2 separate regions of the Homo sapiens genome follow, and region 1 is linked to region 2. A link is a contact called in ENCODE POLR2A ChIA-PET data. All regions are on one chromosome and are shown on one strand. Each heading gives the region's core, a stretch centred on a gene start or an enhancer-like site at or near the end of the contact. The rest is flanking DNA. Distances are from core to core; before and after follow the strand shown. Region 1 overlaps RBBP8NL (RBBP8 N-terminal like). Region 2 overlaps OSBPL2 (oxysterol binding protein like 2).

Region 1 (2,749 bases), core at 73-2,572, 130 kb after region 2:
CCCAGCTGGAGCTGCCATTGAGCCCAGAGCAGGAAGTGAAAAGTTGTCCCGATACCCTCGGACCAGGGCCGAGGCTCCTGCCGGCATTACTGGGAGGAGCTGGGTCCAAGGACACTGCCCTTGGCAAACACTGGAGCCGTCCGCAATTCCCCAGGGGAGCAAACGTGCCCCCATGCCCCTCGGGGCTGTGCCTTCTGCGCTGACCCTGTCTGCAGGTGGACAAGGGGCCCTGGGGATCTGCTCCTTGTGGCAGCGGCTTATCCTGTGCACCAGGACACCCTTCCTTCCAGGATGATGGTGGGGACAATGACCATCCCCTGGCTCCTTCTCTCACCGAAATCTCCTACGATCCCTAATGTCAGCCCCCTTACAGGCGAGGAGACTGAGGCTCAGATTTGGAAGGACCTGACACCAACCTACACAGTCAGAGGCTGCACAGGAAGGACTCACTCCGGCCACCCTCGCCCTCCTCTGTGGGGTTCATTTGGGGAGGGTTGAGGTTCATTTTTGGCTCCATCATTCTGAGGCTGCCATTCTCCAGGCAGCCAGGAGGAGAGGTGGCACTGGGGAGAGGTGGGTGCTGTGGCTCCCCTCGCCCCCTTCCCTGCACCTGCCCCATGCCAGCTGTACCTTTGTCCCCAGGCTCCGAGGCCCGCTTCCTCTTCCGTGGTGGACCCTGCCCGTGCTCCTGGGTGCAGATGCACTCAGGCCCCTCCCCGGTCGTGCTCGTAGTGGCCTCCGCCTGGGAGCTCAGGCCCACCTGGGGAGAAGGGGGTGTGGTCACGAGGAGGACTGCCTCCTGGCCCTGCCCTGCTGAGTGTGTGGCCTGGACCCACCTCGCTGCCTGGGGTGTCTGTCTCATCCAGTTCGTCGGACTCTGGTCTCAGCACTTCAGCCTTGCTGGGCTCTGAAGGATGCAGAGTGTGGGGTCAGGCCAGGCTGGTGGCACCGGGAGTCTCCCGAGCCTGCCAGACTAGGATGGGTGGAGCCAACTCTGCAGATGGGGAAACTGAGGCACGGAGGGCCAAGTGACCTGCCCCAGGGCACTGGCTGACAGGAGGCCGACTGGGGTTTGGGCCCAGGCCTAGTGTCCCCATCAGTTGGGGTTCCCGCCCCTGGCTTGGATGCTGCATGATGGGGCACTCACAGCCTGCTTGCCAGCCCTAATTGCTAAGGTGCTTTTCCCCCTCACTGAGTGTTGTTAGAGAGGCTCCTGCCAGGCCCTCGGCTTCCTCCGGTGTCTGCAGGTGGAAGAGCCAAGCCCTGGAGCCTGGGGTTGCCCCGTCAGATCGGCAGGGCAGAGCTGGGCCTGGAGACACCCACTCCTGGTGGGCACTGACCACCACCCTCTCTCTCCGTGGGGAAAACACCTCCCAGCTGGACTCTGACCCCAGGTGCTGACTGTACCTGGGTGGCCGTCCAGGTCAGGCGGCTGTGGGTGGGGAGGCGGCTGTGGGTGGGGAGGTGGCAGAGGCCTCCCTGTGTCTTCATCTTCTGTACTGCCTGGAGAGGACAGGCTGAGCTGGGACCCTGGAAGTGGGCGTGAGGGGTCCTGGGGGGAGGCAAGTAGGTGGCTTGAGTTTATTTGGGAGACTTCCTTGCCGCCAACTCAGCCCTGGACAGCCGGTGGGACCCCTCTTGAGGCTGCAGCTGGTGGAGGGGCCTGCCTTTCCCTTTATAGTGTGGATGAGGCAGCCTCGCTTTCTCCCTGGGAAACAACTTGGTGGGCAGAGGGAAAAGAGCAGCCCGAGGTCTGGGGGGAGGCCGGCCCGGGGTGGGGGACGTGGAGGCTGAGGACCGGGTCTGAGCCAGGACCGGGCTCCTTACCATGGGAGTGGAAGCCTCCTCCTGCTCTGGCACTCTGGTCCCCTTGGTGCCATTGCTGAGTGCCTGGGGACTGCGAGTCAGGGGTCCGGACTGGGTGGGTGGCTCGGGGCTGGCAGTGTGGGCAGCGGCAGGGCTGAGTGACCCATGCTGGCCGGCCGGCTTGGGAGTGTCCTGGCCCCGGGCCCGGCCCCACTCCGAGAGGTCCAGGGGCTTGTCTAGGGCACAGTCCTGCGTGGCTGCAGCCTCTGTCCTCTGGGCGCGGCCCGGGCCTGCAGGCTGTGTGTGCCGCCCTCCAGACAGGCCTGCTGCGGCCAGAGCTGCCCTGGTCCCCTCATTCTCAGGGCCCTCAGAGTCTGAGCCGACTGGTAGGGAGGGCAGCATCTCCCCGGGTGTGGGCTGGCCCCTTGGCCTGACACTGCCTGCCCTGGCCCTAGCCCGCAGCTGCTGCTGGGCCAGGAGCAGGTGCAGTGCCCCCTCCAGGCGAAGGTCCTGCATGCCCGCCAGGGCACTGGGCAGCCCCAGCAGTTCTGTGGGCTCCTCCCAGGCCTCTGCTTCTCTGGCCTTCAGGTCCTGGAGCCGGGGGTCGCTGGGGGCTGCAGCAGGGGCCAGGGGGCTGCTGTGGGGGCTCTGAAGGTGCAGGGACAGGGGGCGGTTTAGGAGGCAGAGCCGGTCCACCTTCGGGGAGAGCTTCGGGGCCTCATGGGTCATGGCGGAGGGCCGGGAGGCCCGCAGGAAGCTGTGAGGGAGGAGAAGCCGAATGACCATGGCTGTGTGGAGCCGTGACCGTCCCAGCGAGCCCTGAGAGGGAGAGACGACAGGCACCCACTCCACAGGCGAGGAAACTGAGGTCCAGAGAGGTGCAGCAAGCTGCATGGGTCCCATGGCAGGTAGTGGAGGGAGGGGAGGCTCAGCCCCCAGCTCT
Region 2 (2,700 bases), core at 134-2,633:
GTTGCCCAGGCTGGAGTACAGTGGTGCAGTCATAACTCACTGCAACCTCCAGCTACCAGGCTCAAGCAATCCTCCCTCCTTAGCCTCCCAAGTGGCTAGGACTATAGGCATGTACCACCATGCCTGACTAATTTTTATTTTTTTTAGAGATGGGGTCTTGCTATGTTGCCCAGGCTGGTCTTGAACTCCTGGGCTTAAGCAGTCCTCCCACCTCGGCCTCCCAAAGTGCTGGGATTACTAATAGGCATGAACCACAACACCCAGCCGGCATATCTGTATTTTGGTTGCACGGAGGCTGCTGCTATAAACCGTGGGCACCAGTGCCCACGAGTCATACATAATTGCTGGCCCCCATGGCTGGAAGTATCTGAGGGAACCTCAGGCAAGGCCGTTTCTTTTCTGGAAGCTCCAAGTTCTGGGTCCTTCTTAATAAATCTTCTCGCTTTCTTTGAGTTAGCCTAGACATATTGTTAAAAATCAAGTGAATTTCAATTTTTTGTTTTTAGTTGTGAGTACCAGATAATATATTCAACAGCCAGAAAGTACTGGCAAGGCTTTTCCCCTTAAAGCTTTGGAATACTCATTATCTTAAGACTAGTTGTTCTTGAACTTAAAAATAAAAGGGATAGTTCAAAAGAGGTGTCCTATTTTCTACATAATGAATTGGAATGTACCAAACCTGAAATGTTCAATATTTATTTAACGGAAACATTCAGCCTCCTCCGGATCCCAAGTGTTTTTTATGTTGTTGTATTCATTTGTGCTGTTAGACACCTTTTCTAATCACCCTCTTTTATTTAAAAAGGAAAATTCTGCTTACACACTAGACAGACCTAGAAGGGTAAATCCATTTAGCGATGTCTTTTGATGCTTTCCTGCTCCTTGAGGTGACCTAGAAACGGGAGTTTTCTGTGAATCCTTGTCCTTGAGCTGCGGCTCTCCCTCGCCCCAGCCTCGGGCCATGGTGCCTACAGCCAGTGTGAATACAGCTAGTGCAGGAAGCCCTGGGCTTTGACTCGCTTGTTTTCAGTGGTCTCCCTGAAGAGCTGCTTCTGGAATCATTCCCTTTTCTAGGACCCATTTATTTTGAGAAGCAATGTGGCAGGTTTTGTCTTTTCATCAGGGTGTAGAGAGCCTGAAACCCCCACACAGGAGCCACTTCTTGATGGGGGCAAAGCTGCGCTATCTAGAAAGCTCTCAGTCCCAGAACCTGCCTTCTGGAGAGGCGCCATGTGTGTGAATGAACCTGCTGTTTGGAAGGCACCGCTGTGTCGTCGCACTCAGACTCCATGAAGCCACCGCTGTGTCGTCGCACTCAGACTCCATGAAGTGCTGTTTCGCGTGCACCGCTTCTCCCGAAGGGAAACACGCCTGGCCACTGACTTCCTTCATCTCCACGAAGGGAAACGCCTGGCCACTGACTTCCTTCGTCTCTGCGAAGGGAAACGCCTGGCCACTGACCTCCTGTCGTCACCCGAAGGGAAACACGCCTGGCCGCTGACCTTCTGTCATCTCCGTGAAGGGAAACACGCCTGGCCACTGACCTCTGTCGTCTCTGTGAAGGGAAACACGCCTGGCCACTGACCTCTGTCGTCTCCACTCTGGGTGTCCGTTAGAACAGACAGCACAGCCCTACGAAGGGAGTGTGAGCTGCTTTAGGGACTGGGGCCCAGCTCCTCTCCGTACAGTGATGGACAGACAGTGTCATAGACTGGAGAGGAAATTCTATTTTCTCCTTAGTTTAAGAAAAAAAAGGCCGGGTGTGGTGGCTTACGCCTGTAATCTCAGCACTTTTGGAGGCCGAGGTGGGTGGATTGCCTGAGGTCAGGATTTCAAGACCAGCCTGGCTAACATAGTGAAACCCCGTCTCTACTAAAAGTACAAACAATTAGCCGGGCATGGTTTTGGGCACCTGTATTTCCAGCTACTCGGGAGGCTGAGGCAGGAGAATCTCTTGAACTCAGGAGGCAGAGGTTGCAGTGACCCGAGATCGCACCATTGCACTCCAGCCTGGGCAACAGAGCGAGACTCCGTCTGAAAAAAAAAAAAAGGAGAAGGCTGCCTGGCTCTGCTCAGGTGACTGGTCTGAAAGGCGCTCTGAGAATAGCTGTCCTCCTGGCCAAGAGCGGCCTGGCCCCGGGCAGCCACACAGCAGGGTTCTGTGTTTCAGGATGAAGACTCCGGGAAGGCTGACAGCGACGTGGCTGACGACGTGCCTGTGGCCCAGGAGACCGTGCAGGTCATTCCTGGCAGCAAGCTGCTCTGGAGGATCAACACCCGGCCCCCCAACTCTGCCCAGGTCTGTGTCCCTCCATGGCCTGACGTCTCTGCCTGCTCATGTCACACCCACCTCTGGGCCCAGCCCCACGGCTCTTCCCTGTCCTTGGGCCCTTGCCTGCCGCCTCGCCTCAGCCTGTTGTCCCAGAGCAGACAGGGGCCTCCGCCATTGTCGGAGTGGCTTCTGTTGTCCCTGGAGCTGCGTCCCGGCCCTGTGCTTGTCTGCCTTGGGGCCTGCTGTTGGGGCTGGGCACCGCTGCTCCATAGGACATGCAGGTCGAGGTGTGGACGCATGCTCAGCTGCGTGTCAGAGCTGCCCGCCGGGCACACATGCTTGTGCTTCCCCTGGGAACATCAGACAGACGTGGCCATTGCCGGCCAAGTGCGTCTTATCAAAAGAGGCTTCCAAGCCTGTTTGGGGAG

The links. ChIA-PET counts read pairs that join two places held with the same protein, here RNA polymerase II (POLR2A).
Region 1: POLR2A ChIA-PET joins it to region 2 with 13 read pairs in H1. The contact joins two enhancer-like sites. POLR2A ChIA-PET finds 5 or more read pairs at or near these places in 3 of 52 experiments (H1, activated CD4-positive, alpha-beta T cell and naive thymus-derived CD8-positive, alpha-beta T cell).

What each region holds. Positions count from the first base shown.
Region 1 is chr20:62,411,994-62,414,742 of GRCh38, forward strand. RBBP8NL (RBBP8 N-terminal like) reads right to left here. Exons shown (of 14, transcript NM_080833.3): 10 at 1,828-2,563; 11 at 1,408-1,552; 12 at 837-907; 13 at 631-760. Among named protein-coding and RNA genes, the nearest start is that of CABLES2, 6.1 kb to the left of the region's middle. Within about 2 kb of position 1,323, at least 2 of the 41 ENCODE cell types and tissues checked have a DNase peak (open chromatin) inside an H3K27ac peak, as active enhancers do.
Region 2 is chr20:62,284,413-62,287,112 of GRCh38, forward strand. It overlaps OSBPL2 (oxysterol binding protein like 2), which reads left to right. Exons shown (of 14, transcript NM_144498.4): 11 at 2,171-2,299. Among named protein-coding and RNA genes, the nearest start is that of ADRM1, 17 kb to the right of the region's middle. Within about 2 kb of position 1,384, at least 7 of the 41 ENCODE cell types and tissues checked have a DNase peak (open chromatin) inside an H3K27ac peak, as active enhancers do.